2 separate regions of the Homo sapiens genome follow, and region 2 is linked to region 1. The links are chromatin contacts, found by Hi-C in ENCODE. All regions are on one chromosome and are shown on one strand. Each heading gives the region's core, a stretch centred on a gene start or an enhancer-like site at or near the end of the contact. The rest is flanking DNA. Distances are from core to core; before and after follow the strand shown.

Region 1 (7,320 bases), core at 3,526-6,025:
AGACAAGGGGCCAGCACAGCTGTAACTTCAAGCAGGCACCCTGTGTGGATTTGCTGAATAACATTTGTAAAGAAGAAATTCGCCATGCCACAGAGCAGAAGGCAGAGGTCAGGGTGCAGGGTAGGAGAAGGGCAGATGGCACCTCCAGGCCTCAAGGCTTAAGGACTCAGAGTGGCCCAGTCCTCCCAGAGGGCCAGGGGGGTCAGCAGGGGTTTGCACAACCTTTGGCTGTGATGGCTGACATGTTTGCTAAGCCCCCCTTTATCTCAGCACAGAGACAAGTCCACAGGGCCCACTGTATGCCAACAGCACCCACTCGGGGCCTAGCCTGTCGTGCAGATCAGGGAGGACCTGGAAGACACAGGTGGGGTGGAGGTGGGGGCCACAGGGACTTGGGGATGTGGCAAACACCTCAGGGCAAACTCGGCCACAAGCACACAGACACAGGGGCCCACACTCACAGGGACCACACAGGCTGGGGCTCTCATCCAGGTCCTGCCTGTCGGCCGGGGATAAGGCACACCTCACCTCACACCTCCCAGCTCAGCTTCCCCAGCCTGGGCAGGGACCAGGCCCTTGCCTTGCCTGCTGTGTGGGACGATGACATGAGGGTCACCCGGGGCTGGTCTGTCATGATGTGCTGGGCTTGCTAAGCCTGGGAAGGGGCCACAAACAGTGCATGTTCTGAGAACTGGGGGAGGGGGAAAGGAGAGAGACAGAGGTGGACAAAAAATTAGAAACGGGCTGGGCATGGTGGCTCACACCTGTAATCCCAGTACTTTGGGAGGCCAAGGTGGGCAGATCACTTGAGGCCAGGAGTTCGAGGCCAGTCCTGGCCAACATGGTGAAACCCTGCCTCTACTAAAAACACAAAAGTTAGCTGGGCGTGGTGTCACACGTCTGTAATCCCAGCTACTTGGGAGGCTGAGGCACGAGAACTGCCTGAACGTGGGAGGTGTAGGTTGCAGTGAGCCAAGACTGCGCCACTGCACTGCAGCCTGGGTGACAGAGTGAGACCCTGTCTCCAACAAAAAAAAAAAAAAAGGGAAGAACTGAGAAAGAGAGCAAGAACCCTGGAAATACGGAGGCAGAGACACACAGTCAACAAGACAAGACAGAGAATCTAAACGGAGACAAAGCAGGAGAGACATAAAGGAGATGCAGTTGTGGGATATCAAAGACGGAGCAGAGACAGAGAGAGAGAGGCAGAGCTAGACAGAGAATCAAAGACGAGAGGAAGACAGAGAGAGGGCACAAGATGTAAAGAGACAAAGGGAAACCAAGACAGAAAGAGACAGGGACAGAGGAACAAGATGGAGACCACAACAACGAAGAGAGAAAGACAAAGAGGTAAGAGTGAGAGCAAGTCCCAGAAACCCAGAGAGAGAGGGAAGGATTCAGACAGAATGCCAAGCCACCTGCTTCACCCCACAATACACACACTCACAGGGACAAAGGTCCAGGGAGCAACAAACACTCACGCTCAGTGCCCGTCCATCCCTCTGTGCCTGCATCCAGTCAAGGGACCCAGGCAGAGCGCTCACTACTTCCAGGGTCATAGAGCACTGGACTGTGAGTCCTGGGCTCCAGTGAGATTGGAAGCAGAAGGCTCTGGGACAAGACTGCCTGGGTGGAAAACCAGCTGAGTGCCCCTTAGCTCAGTCTCTGAGCCTCAGTTTCCTCATCTGTGAAATGGGGTCGCTGTGTGCCTCCCCGGATGTGGTTCAGCACTGGCCGGGCCTCATGAACATGGGCCTTCACCCCCATGGTCTTTGGCGGCCCTTTCTCCTTCTCTTCTCTGTCTCTCCAGTAGGATCCTCTACAGCCCTCACCTGTGCTTGCCAGGAAGCAAGGGAGTCACCAGATCAGCAGCTGTTTCCACTCTGACAGACACCTGCCCACTGCCAGCAACAGCCAAAGGCCTCCAGAGGGGGCCTCACCTCAGTGCACTCTCCCTGGGACCTGTGCCCCTCCGTGCAGGAGACCTCCTCCCCCAAGGACAGCCATCAGTGCAGCCCACGACACACCCCACAGCTCCAGCCCCTCAAAAGCCAGGAACATATATGCCAAAAATCGTACTTCTCCCATTAAAAAAAAAAAGTGGTACATTAACTGGCAGGAGGGAGGGATGGCAAGGTAGGGGGAGAGTGCAGAGCATGTGGGCCTCACTAAACCTTTGAGCTGCTTTCATTCAGGGATTTCAATGCTCCAGTTACAAGAGAGTTGTTAACCTCGTCATTAAAACCTCCGGACCCAAGGCTGACGAAAGGGCCAAGAGGTCAGGATGGCTCAAAAGTACAAGATTCAAAAAGGCGAGGGAGGGCTGCTAAGGGACCTGCAGGGAGATGGTGGCTGCAATGTCATCCCCTCAGAGAGGCCTTCCCTGGCCATGCTCCCCAAGGGGGCCCCCTCCCCTTCTTCTCTGAATGTCACCAAGGTAACGCATGCATTTCATGGCACACCTGGCTTTCTGTCTGCCCTGACAAGATTGCGGGTGGGAACCACATCCGGTTTGTTCAGTCTTGATGCTCTGTGTCTGGCTGTGGAGATGTCCTTGCAGTATTTTCTGAAAGGAAATGTGTGTTAATTCTGGCTAACAGGGTAGCTTGCAACAGATGAGCAGATGAGTTCTAGAAAGGGAAAAAATCAGCTGAATGTGGTGGTGGGCACCTATAACCCCAGCTACTCGGGAGTCCAAGGCAGGAGAATCGCTTGAACCCAGGAGGTGGAGGTTGCAGTGAGCCAAGATCGTGCCATTGCACTCCAGCCTGGGTGACAGAATGAGACTCCATCTCAAAAAAGGAAAAAAAAAAAAAAAAAAAGATTTAGAAGTCAAGGGGAAAGTTCCAGGCAACGAACCTCAATCCTAGGGGACAGGCCAGCAGGATCTCAGCCCTCTGTCACTGCCTGTGCAGCCTGGGAGATCCCCTGACCTCCCTGTGCCTTGGTTTTCCATTCTGTAGAAGGTGGGGGTGGGGGCTGGCACATAAGTAGGGTAAGTCCCTGGGAATGCTCTGGCCCTGGGATTGGATGGGGTGTGGCAGGTGTCATATAATTAAAAATTAGCATTCTATTGAACCAGGTGAAACTGACTTTCTTGTGGATGAAAAACGGTCAAATATAGGCAATTTCATATGGTTCAACCTACACAATAATTCTAATAATCGGGCTTTGTAGGGACCGTGATAATAGCGTTGAGCCATACAGTAGATCCATTTAGTACAAAGAAATGAGGGGCTGGGTAAAAGGATCCCTGAGTTCTCTTTCAGACCTGTCTATTTTGGGGTGTCGAGAGTTTGCCCTGAGTGGCACAAAACAAATCACCCTCTCAACCTGAGCCAAGCAAAGAAGGTTCACCTGCCCCATTTGGTCCACAGGGCCAAATGCTTGGGACCCCGAACTCCCACCCCACTCACCTCGCATAGGAGCAAAGATTCTGGTGTGGAGTGGAGCAAGAAGGGCGGAGAAACGCCTAAAACGGGGAGGGGAAGAAAGGAAGAGCAAATACACAGAGCAGGACACACAGAGCCACACAGGGACACAGGCAGGGACTCTCACAGGGACACACCCACACACTTGTCAGTTCATTGCTGAAGCACATAGAGTGTTCAGAAAAGAGGGGGGAATGAGACACAGTCAGGTGAAGAGCGCCGGAAACGCTGAGAGGCCCCGGGGCCCAGTAGGGGGCGCTGTGACGAGCGCCCGGTGAGGGTGAGGGTGAGGGCTGCCAGCGAGGTGGGCGCGGGCGAGGTGGGCATGGGCTGCGGGGAGGCGGAGAGGGCTGAAAAGCCCCGGGGCAGCCTGAGCGCGGGGTTCCCTCGGCTGCGGGCTGGGAGTCTGGTCTGGGCCCGCACTGTTGTCCCGGGTTCTGACACCGTAGGCTGAGCCAGACCCCGGAGACCCTGGGTTGCGGGGGAGGTGAGGCCGGACCCAGGAGTGGCGACCGGCGGGGCTGTGGCTGGTCCCTTAACGATGATGGCCACCTCACAACTGGGCCTTGTTAGAAGAAAAAATCTCCGGGATGTGAGGGCCCCGGCGGCCTCTGTGCGCTTCCCTGCACCCGGCTGTGTGAGGTGGGGAGAGCTGGGATCCACCTACAAGGAGCAGAGGCGCCAGACAGCAGCACGAGGGTCCCGCTGCAGGCGGCTGTGCACACGGCAGCCGAGAAACTCCTCTCCCCTCTTCAGGGAGTCCCCAGCTCTTAGCTCCATTTTACGTGCAATTACTGGAAGAGCCCACATCGGCCAGGAGCCCCACCTCCCAACCTCAGGGGATAGTTCAGGGGTGTGCAGCACCCCAGGGAGGACAATCGGGGTTCTTCACTCCAATCTGTGTTGAGAGGTTGGGAGCTGAACTGCGGGTTGTTGGCAGCGGGTGTTTTCTGCTGCATCAACTAAGAAGTAGAAAAGTCTGATCATCAGAGAGAGAGGAGCAAGGGCAGGAGATAGAGAGACTTCCAACAGGGTCTGCGCGCCTAACTCTTGTTCTTGAGATCAACACAGTCCTGCTTTCAGCCTCCGCCAGTCACCACAGGGCCTTTGAGCCAAACCCTGTTTTTGTTTGAGCTGGTTTGAGTTCTGTCATTTGCATCCCAAACAGCACTGATGACTACACAATACACACACAGACACATAGTAAAGTAAAACAAGAAAGGACAAATGTGAATGAGTTTTCATGGGAAGAGCTCTGAGGACCCTAGCTTCGCCACCTCCCTGCTTTGTGACGTTAGGCAACTTCATAACCTCTCTGAACCCCTGTTCCCTTGCCCGTGACATAAGAACAATAACATCTCTTTTGCAGGATCATGCAATGCCCTCCGGCCAAAGGCTACCAGGAACACACCTTTCGGTTGAACAAAGTTGGCTTTTTGAGTCACTGCACTGGAGGGGAATGCGCACCCCTGGATGTCTCGGGGAGGGGATGTTAGTAGGACTGATCATGGGATTTGGGCTCGCATTAAGTGATTTTGCAGGCTGTTTCTCTAGGCTGGATGCTGTCAGGAAGCAAGGGTAATTCTGTGATTGGGTATGTCAATGATTCTCTTCTAGACGGCAGGAGGAACTGAGCAAAGCTACAACTGCAATTAGTTAAGAAACATTTGAGCCAGGAAGGGGAACATTTGGGCAGTTTTGTCATTTGGACGATGTTCACGTTTTCGTCTGCGTTCAGGCAGGACTACAGAATGGTCTCGTCTTTGTTTTGATCCTTCATGGTTACCGAGCGGTCTTGTCTGATGTTTCTGGGCTGTAGAACTGTTCATGTCCAACAGAACACCATGGCCTGGCTGTGAATGCCAGGCCAGCCCAGGCTGTCAGAGGGCTTTCCCCTTTCTCAGTTGTTATGAGGATAACGTGCCCACACTTGGCAAACCATAGGCAATATTTCAGCTATGCTGGAGCAGTGATGATCTGGAGGTTGATACATTATGTGGCAGAGGCTGCCCGCACCACAGAGGCTCAGAGAAGGTTGAAGTTGCACAGGGATGCTTCCAGCAGCAGTGTTTAAGCTGGGTTTTTAAGGATGAATAGAAGTTGCAAGAGGAGGAAGGATGACTCCAAATAAATCAGAGCAGAGGCCTGATTAGCCCACTTTGGTGGGTTGTCATGGTGCCTCTCTGCCAAGAGGCAGTAGTCCCCCATAGTTGACCAGGGGTCCCCCATCCCCACTTCAGGCAACAGGATCTGGACTGCACCAGGAGGAACACATGACTGTGCCAGTCAGCACATCACATCCCCATGGCCCATGGCTGTTTAGGGCAGGCGTATGACTGACTTGTCCAATAAGATAAGATCTCAAAACAAATCACCCTCTCCACCTGAGCCAAGCAAAGAGGGTTCACCTGCCCCATTTGGTCCACAGGGCTGTTTCAAGGCCCTGTTCTCAGCCTCCTGTTCAGGATCAAGTTTCACAAATGGATCCTTCTCCTATGTCAGGCCTTCCTGACTTCTCCCCCTCTTGGCTACTCATGCTAATTCCATGTCTGTGGTAGAAGAAGCCCCACACAGGCACTTACGGGGCTTCTACTGGATGCATCCTCATAGCCATCTGCAGGGGAGGAAGGAGCATCCCCATTTTATGGATAAAGAATTGGCTCACAGGTCCAAGGTCCCATCGCCGTTAAGTGGTGAGGCCACATGTAGCTGATTTCAGAGATTTGCTCACTATGCCAGGCTCCTCTCGAATGCTGGCTTCTGGTCAAGTAAATTAGTCCACAAAAGTTATCCACAGACAGTTATTGAGCACATATGATTGCACCCAGCTTTGGGTCAGCCTCTGACACAACTCCTTGGAGAAGGGGCATCCTAGGATTAAGAAACCAGCTCCCCCTACATAGGACCACCCGTCAGCATAACAAAGACGCCGGGTCTGGGGTGCCAATAGCAATGGAATGGGAGCTTCACTAAGGACAAACAGCAGCATCTGCTTTACAGCGGTGGGCCCGAAGATCAGGCAGGAAAGGAGAAAGGAGAAAGAAGGTGAAGTCTCTTGAATAATAGGAAACCACTCCCTTGAGAGTCTGGACCTGACTCCTGGCTTTGGGGTCAGGCAGACGTGGGTCCCTACATATCCTTTCCTAGCTGTGTGACTTTGCCTGCCTGAGCCTCAGTTCCTCTAACTGTAGAGTAAGGATAATAATGGTGCCCTTTCCTCTGGCTATTGGATGGCTATTCTAAGCTGCTCGACTCATTCCCCCTCCCAGTCCTAGAGCCTAGCATCTGGGCTGGCATTAACCTTCCAGGAGCTGATGATGCACCCTGCTGACACCAGGGTGCCTGATGGACCGGGCTGCTGCTCGAGGAGGGAGTTGCTGGCTGTTTCCTCCTTTGACTCCCACTGGACCCATGAACTTGGGCCTTAGGTTGAGCTGATGGGGGAAGGACACGAGGCAAGGACTGAGCTTGTAGTCAGGCTCCTGGGAGCCCGCTGGCCCCAGGAACTGACCATGCAGGCCCCAGGCCCCATGCTCTTTGTAACTTCCTCTCACTATCCAGGACCACATGAATGGAAGTGCCAGGAAGACAGGGCTTTCGATTGCTTGGTTCATTGATCCATCCCAGCACCTGGAACAGGGTCTGACAAAGATGAGGTGCTCTGTACACATTTGTTGAATGAATGAATGAGCCTCATCCTGGCGGAAAGGGGGCTGTTTGGTAAGGTAAAGAAATAGAGATGTTGTTAGCCTACTGCACATAGGAGTTTTCCTAGGAGAGGCCATTGACAAGGTTTGTTTGTTTTTCTTACATGAAGAACTTGAAATTGCTAAAGCCAGGTGCTCAAAAACAAATGCCTTCAGAGGCCAGGCAGGTGATGGAAATGTGG
Region 2 (7,320 bases), core at 3,007-5,506, 1.1 Mb after region 1:
CCTTAATTTTGTCCTGTGCCACTAACCCAGGAAGTGGCTAGGATTTTGCTGAGGGCTTGGAGTAACAGAGGAAGAAGAGAGCACTGCCAATCGCATGTTAGAGCTCACTGTCCCAAAAGTGAATTGGCCAGTCCCCACCTTGCTGGCTGTGCCTTCTTAGGCCCCATTATCACTCTCTTCTCATGCTGTTTCCTTTGAGATCTTTGTTTTCCCTTCCCTCCAAAATGCCTGATATTTTCTCAGGCAGAGTAGTCTAACTTTCCCCTCCTCACCCAAACTAGGCTTCCAGGCCCTTTAGCAATGCCAAAACTCACCAGGGAACTATAAAATAAAGCAACTCCAGGGATCCAGGAGGAACCAGTGGAGACTTGGGAACTGATTTTCTCCTTCATATATCCAAGATCGTATTATTGGCAGTACTCCCTCCTTATTGACCACAACATGCTCCTGGCTGAGGCTGGGCAGAGAGAGTTTGTCTCCTTCCACAGCAGGTGTGATGGCACCTGCTATAGGCAGTGCTGTGTTCGGCATTGCATTCAGAGATGCAAGTAAGGCAAGAACCCTGGCCTCAAGGAGCCCTGGCTCCAGGAGTGAAACTTAGCCTCATGCATAAAATAAGTGGAGATGGGAGGGGGCAGGGAAACCTTGGCTAATCAGAGCAGAGAAGAGCCCTTCAGGTTGGAAGGTCAAGGAGGGCTTCCTTTAGGAAATGGCATTTGAAGGGGCCAGATCAGATGGCTTAACTTCGGGGACAAGCTTTGGAGCAGCTAACTTGGGTGATGTAGGATTTTTTTTTTTTTTAAATCTCCCAGCTCTATGTCTGACAGATTTCACCTAAACCAGCCTTGTTAAATCTCAAGCCCCATGAAACCCGTTTCTGTTATAATCTCTCTCTCTTATCTCTTCCTTGCCTTCCTTTCCCATTCTCCTCCCCCAAAGGATAGGAAATCTTCAAAGAAAAAGATGTGTCACTGCAAGTATACAGCCCAAGAAATGGGCCAGATAAATTATTAAAACACACGAAAAGACAGTGAGTTATGGGGTGGGAAGCCCTCGGAGGCCGAATGGCCACCCCAGGTAGACAGCATGCTGGTGGCCCCTGGAGACCCCCTTCTCAGAGACCTGGACAGACTAACATTTTGCCACAAGGCCCATCTCTTGGGTTCTCACCCCAGATCCGGGTAAGGGTATCATGATTCCAATAGCAGTGAAGTCCCAGGCGCCTGCTGGGCTGGGAGGCACCAGGGTGAAGGTGGAGGGGGGCTTTGTGTCTGGGCTGGACATTTGGGATTTACTCCCCGCAAGACTCAAACTGCTAACTGCAGTTTTAGTTCTTGCTTTTATCTCTTTTTGAACTGTAAAAAGAAATTCCCAAGGGGAAGAGGGGATACTTTTTTCTCATGGAAGAAGAAAGCCAGGACCGGTTTAAGAAAGTAACCAACTTTCTAAGCACTGTGAGAAAGGATGCTCCAAGTTTTGCTTTGATTTAGAGGCACCCTGGTACCAGCAGGGAGGGGTGAGAAAGGCAAACAGGAATTCCAGACGAATTCCATTGCCTTTTGAGGGGTCTGAAAGAGGGTGCCCACTCCGACTCAGATGCTCAAACCCCTGCCTCCCTCCTACACCTGACCCCCGCCGTTCTGCCCCACTTTTTCATGTTCCTACAGCTCAGGGGTTCTTACTTCAGCATTACCCACATTTGATGCTGGATCATTTGTTCTGGTAGGGTGGGGGGGCTGCCTTATGCATTGTGGTATGTGTAGCAGCAACCCTGGCCTCTACCCACTAGATACCTCCAGGCATTACCAAGTGTCCCCTAGAGGGCAAAATTGTTTGCTGTCAGGTCCTTATGGGATGGAAAGAAAGAAAAATGGCCTGTTACCCCTGGTGTAACTTACTACACTGTTTACTAATTCATCATTTATTGTTTCTTGCCTATCTTCCCCCTAGGTGAGTGGGAGTTCGATGAGAGTGGCAGTTGTCTATTTTGTTCACCGATGTATCTTAGGTGACTAAAACAATGGTTGTCACATGGCTGGCCCTTCATATTTGTTTCCAGATGGAAGACTCTCTTTCTAGTGGTGGAACATTAGTTTTGCACTGTGTTGGGACAACCTGATGTAGTGAAAACAAGCCTGGGCAATGAAATCAACAGATTGGAGTTCAGTTCCTAATTGGGTCATGGATGAACTTTGTGACCTTGGGCAAGTGAGTTCACCTCTCTGAGTTGAATAGGTTCCCTCCTTTCTAGAACAAGTATGAGTCTGCATCAGAGAGTGGTTGCGAGGGCTACACATGATGGAGGATGAGGACTGGCACATCAGAAGTACTGAATGAAGAATTGTAACATAAAAATGACAACAGTAATATATTTTTGTGGTTTCAGCACTCTTCAAATGAAACCACCTGGCCAACAGGATTTTAGTGTACCTGCTTATAACATTAGCCTTCGTTTCCACCAAAAAGGGTGTTAAAAAAGGAAGCTTGGAACATGAAAGTAAGACACTTGGATGAAGAGATTTATGACTCTGGGGGGCTGTGAATTCCTAATGTCCTTTTGAGACATGTAGATCTTCCAGAGCGATGCTGCCCAATGCAGTAGCCACTAGCCAAGTGCAAATGGTCACTTGCAATATGGCTAGTCTTTGAGATGTGTTTTAAGTGTAAAATACACACTGAATTTTAAAGACTTAGCGCAATACAAAGAATGTAAAATATCTCATTATATCTTGAAATTATACTATTTTGGATATATGGTGTTCCCTTGGTGTCTTTGGGGACTGGTTCCAGGATCCTAGAGGATACCCAAATCCCCAGATGTCAAGTCCGCTATATAAAATGTCCTGTAGTATTTGCATATAACCTACACACATCCTTCTGAATACTTTAAATCATCTCTAGATTCCTTGTAATTCCTAATACAATGTAAATGTTATGTAAATAGTTGTTATACTATATTAAAAAGTTTTTTATTCTTTATTTTTGCTGTATTATTCTTTTTGCATATTTTCAGTCCACAGATGGTTGATGCCACAGATGTGGAACCTGTGAATAAGGAGGGCTGACTGTATTGAGTTAAGCGAAATATATTATTAATATTTCATCTATTTCTTTTTACTTCTAAAAGATGTGGCGACAAGAAAATTTAAAATTACAAATGTGGCCCACATTATATTTCTATTGGGCAGTGCTGCTCTAGAGAGTCGGCAAAAAGGGCAGAATGGAGCCTCCATTATACAGATCACAAAACTGAGCACAGGTAATTCACTCCAAAGGTCGGGGCTGGTCTCACTCTGAGCTGCGGGTTTTCTTTTCCCACGCCAGAGCTGCCTGGTGCCAGGACGAGCGTAACACGGACCCACAGTGTCCCCAGAAGGGGGCAGGCGTTCTGAGAGCCACAAAGGTGGGGTGGAATCCCTTGATGTCGACCGCCACCATCCCCCTCCCCCCGCGCGACCTCCCCGCAGAGACCTCCCCAGACAAAACAAACAAACCCTTGGGTCTGGCGAACTGCAGCGGGGAGCGGAAACCAAGGAAGATCAAAGACTCAGCGGTTACCCCCTTCCGGGCCGCGCAGTTTGGCAGCGCGCCCCGACCCGGGCGGGCACCCACGGGCCCCCGGACGAGGAGATCCCAGAGACTGGCTGATAACGGGGCGCTTTGGACATTTGTCGCTGCCTGGAGAGGGCTGGGCTCACACTGGCCCGGGGTGCGCTGGGGGCTCCTCCTGGACTCCCCAAATAAGAAACTAGAGGAGTGCGGTGGTGGGGGGCGGGTCACGGGGCGGGTAATGAACACTTTCTGCAGAAGGTAGGTCGTGGGAAGACTGGGAAAAGGCAGCGCTGCCGAAGCTTGCACCTGAGCAGCTAAGGTCTCCGCTCCCGACCTCAGTTTCCCCACCTGTAAATTGGAGCCGCCGAGTCCCGCCCTGCCCGTTTAGAGAGAACGTGGAGCGGAGGGAAGTGACAGTACAGTTAGCGATGGCCGGGCTGTTCTGTCCCAATACGCCTCCTGGACAAGCCGCCCCGCCGGGTCGCCAGCCCTGGAGCTCGGCCCCCGGCCCCAGACCGCGGCAGGGAGCGCGGACTGTGTCCCGCCCCTCCCGTCAGCGCCCCGCCCTCGTCCCCGCCCTGCCCCGCCTCCGGCCCCGCCCCCGCCGCAACCAGCCTTGCCTTTGATGCGCCGCACCGGCCAATGGGCGCGCGGGGAGGCGCGGGCCGCGGCGGCGGGCTGGGGGCTCGGCGCTCCCGGGCGTCAGTCGGGCCGCGGCGACGGCGGCAGGAGCGCGTCCCGGCGCCGCCTCGGGCTCCGCTCGGCTCGGGGGCTGCTTCGGGAGGAGGAGAGCCAAGGGAGGCGCCAGGCCCGCGGGCCGGGCGCATGGCTTAGGGACGCTCCCGGCCGCCGCAGCCCCAGCATGGGGAAACTTCACTCCAAGCCGGGTCAGTGCCCCCGCCCGCGCGCTCGCCCCGGGCCCCGCCGCCGTCGCCGCCGCGGTCGCTAACTCTCTCCCTTCCTTTCTTTCCTTCTCCCGCCGCCGCGGCTGCCGCCGCCGCCGCCGCCTCGCGATGTGCCTGCAGCCGCCGTGTGCAAGCGCAGGGAGAGCCCGGAAGGTAGGGGCGCGCGGGGCGCAGACCTCGGGGATGGACGCGGGGGACACCGCGGCCGCGGCAGAACGGCCCAGCCCGCCAGGTCTTATGACCAGGGCCACCCCGAAGCCCCAGTTCCGGCCACCGGCCCCCCAAGCCCGCTCCCTGAGCAGCCTTCGCGCCCCCTCCTCTGTCCCTCCTACCCGCTCCCCGCGGTCCTGCGCTCCCACCGCTGACCCTCAACCCCTCCCCCTCCCGCGTCCCTGCCCTCGGCTCTCACGGCACCCTCTCTTCAGACCCCCAAGCGCCTCCCCGCAAGACCCTGCCCCCTCTTCCTGCCCCCCGGCCCTTCTTCCGATATCCTGGCTCCTGCACCTACTGCGGCCCCTCTCCTGACCCCCAGCCCTCTCCTCCGCAGTCCTGGCTGCCAGTGCTCCCTGGTCTGATCCTAAACCCGTCCTCCTGGGGTACTGCTCACCCCTCTTGCCCCCTTCTGGCTCCTCGCTCCTAGGGCTTCGCTGAACCCCCCTTTACTTACCCGCGTCCCTCTCTTGGCTCCTGCCCCAGCCCGCGAACCCCCTCCTGGCCCCCGTGCCGTGGTCCTTCGCCTCCCACCGCGCCTCCTTCTTCCCTCCGCGGGGGTAACTTTTGGCACCTGGAGCCAGACTCAGGGGCTTCATGTCGTCCCCGTCCCAGGTGACAGCTTCGCCGTGAGCGCTGCCTGGGCTCGGAAGGGCATCGAGGAGTGGATCGGGAGACAGCGCTGCCCGGGCGGTGTCTCGGGACCCCGACAGCTGCGGTTGGCGGGCACCATAGGCCGAAGCACCCGGGTATGATTCCCCACCCCTGCCCCACCTCCTGGCCTCCTTTCAGCCTCAGAGATGGGTCCCCAAACCCATGCACCCCAACTTTGAGCACTTTCCTGCACAGCTTCTGGGTCTGAAAATCTCTTCTCAGCTGCCCCCTGCCCCACCAACGCGACCCTCTGCCCGCATGCCTTGGAGAACCTCGAAGTGCCCAGCTGGAGGCAGAGGGCTGCCTGGGGGAAAGGTCCTAGGTGGGGAGGTGGTGAAGGTCCAGTTGATGGGGAATCGTGTCTGTACCGGCGGGATTTGGGGGCCTGCTCTGACTTCTACCTTGTTTCTGCCACCAGCATTCAAAGGTGGAGGTGGAGTAGGGGCTAGAGAGAAGGGGGTATTAGGGGTGTCTGGGTGGAAGGCAGAGCTGTGCTGGCCCCAGGATCTGAATATGTTCTGATTGTCTGTGGCATTCATCAGTACCACCTGTACAGGAACCCCAGTAGAGCAGGCGGCCCTCTGGGTAGCAGATCTAGGGGGACTGAGACCTGGAAGACCCCTTACTTGGCATATGAGATAGAGGGCCTCATTCCACTGTAGCCTGGGCAGAGCCCTGAGCCTTCACCCCGTGTGTCTCTGAGGCTGGAGTTCCTGGAGGAGCACTAAGTGTGATGGGAATGAGTGAGTCCAGCCCCAGCTCCTGGCCTGGGACTTGGCGTTCACAGATGTCCTGTGAGCTCCGGAACTCTGCACGGGGCTTTCAGGCAGTCTGCGTGGAACTCGCGCAAGCCTAGGATCAAAGGATGAATCAACTTTTTGATGTGACATTTAATTTTTTTTTTTTTTTTTAACTTAGAGGGGGAATAGACTGAGTCTCAGGTCTGGTTAGTTCTTTGGTCTTATCCATGGGCTGGGGAGAGGCCAGTGGAGACTTCAGATGTGTTTGTATTTGGGTGGTGGGACCTGGCAGCTCGCTTGCAGTGCTGGTGTCGGGAGGTGGACCTGTGGATAAAGTCAGTTCCTGTGTGTGGATGAAATAACCTCTGGGCCTAGGAGAAGCTCCCCTGTCCTCCTCCACCGCCACTGCTTAGCTGGGGGCTTCTCTGTCTTCTGTTGGCCGGGTCGGACTTGGAGCTGCTGTCCCCTAGTAAAGGTCAAATCTTGGTGGGCGGGGGGCACTGCAGTTGGGGCCCTTTAAAAAGAGAACTACAAACCTCTCCTTCTTCCCCTGCCCTTTCTAGTTTTTGATCTACTTATTTATTTAAAGGCCAACGAAAACGGTCTAATTTAGCCGTATGAACAAATGCATTTACAGCTCCAGACAGAGGCCAACTGAGTGGATTTCCATTAATCAAGTTTTGGGTTTTTTCAGCCTGTTTATTTTTACAAAGTATTCCTGCAGAATGACATTTATTTGCAGTCCCTCCTTTTTCTTTTTCTTTTCTTTTTTTTCTAAACTGCCAGGCAGCTTGCTCCATGCTAGAGGGAAAACTTGAAATACAGCGAGGGCTTACTTCAATTGACTTTTATCTTCAAAGCCATAACAAATGTTACCCGCATGTTTTTGGTGGGTCTCCTTGGCATCCAGTCTGGGAGGATGGGAGGGAGGAGGAAAGAGGGAGAGGAAAACAAAAGTCTGTCGTTTTTAATTAAATAGTAGTGTTCCCAGCGAGAGGAATGCAGGCCACTAAAGTTGCCATTGGGGGAAGTGAGGGAGGGTGGGGAGGGGGCCCCAGCTTAAGTCTGTGGCTTTGGTGAAGTCACGGAATTCTGTTGCCTAGTTTCTTCCCCCAGCTGAGGACAGCATGGGATGGTGCCTGTCCCCCTCTCTCCCTCACCCCCTCTCTCAGAGAAATGCTGAGAGGTCATTAATGTTTGTTCAAAGTACTTTTGAAGATGTGAGGCTCAGAGCCGTTGGCATGACATGTGTCAGGTGG

What was found. Hi-C counts contacts between places; a loop is a spot of excess contacts on that map. Pooled maps may share reads with other maps.
Region 2: a map of CD8-positive, alpha-beta T cell shows a loop between it and region 1 (4-fold over the local background). The contact joins the promoter of NKD1 here to the promoter of LINC02179 in region 1. A Hi-C loop is called at or near these places in 2 of 168 maps with a recorded cell type or tissue (CD8-positive, alpha-beta T cell and naive thymus-derived CD4-positive, alpha-beta T cell) and 5 of 50 pooled maps.

The regions. Positions count from the first base shown.
Region 1 is chr16:49,461,331-49,468,650 of GRCh38, forward strand. LINC02179 (long intergenic non-protein coding RNA 2179) reads left to right here and starts at 4,776. Exons shown (of 2, transcript XR_243442.1): 1 at 4,776-7,151; 2 at 7,249-7,320. RefSeq lists an enhancer at 3,446-3,947.
Region 2 is chr16:50,544,140-50,551,459 of GRCh38, forward strand. It overlaps NKD1 (NKD inhibitor of Wnt signaling pathway 1), which reads left to right and starts at 4,257. Exons shown (of 10, transcript NM_033119.5): 1 at 4,257-4,439; 2 at 4,578-4,610; 3 at 5,283-5,416. The coding sequence starts at 4,415. RefSeq lists silencers at 3,900-4,349, 4,390-4,579.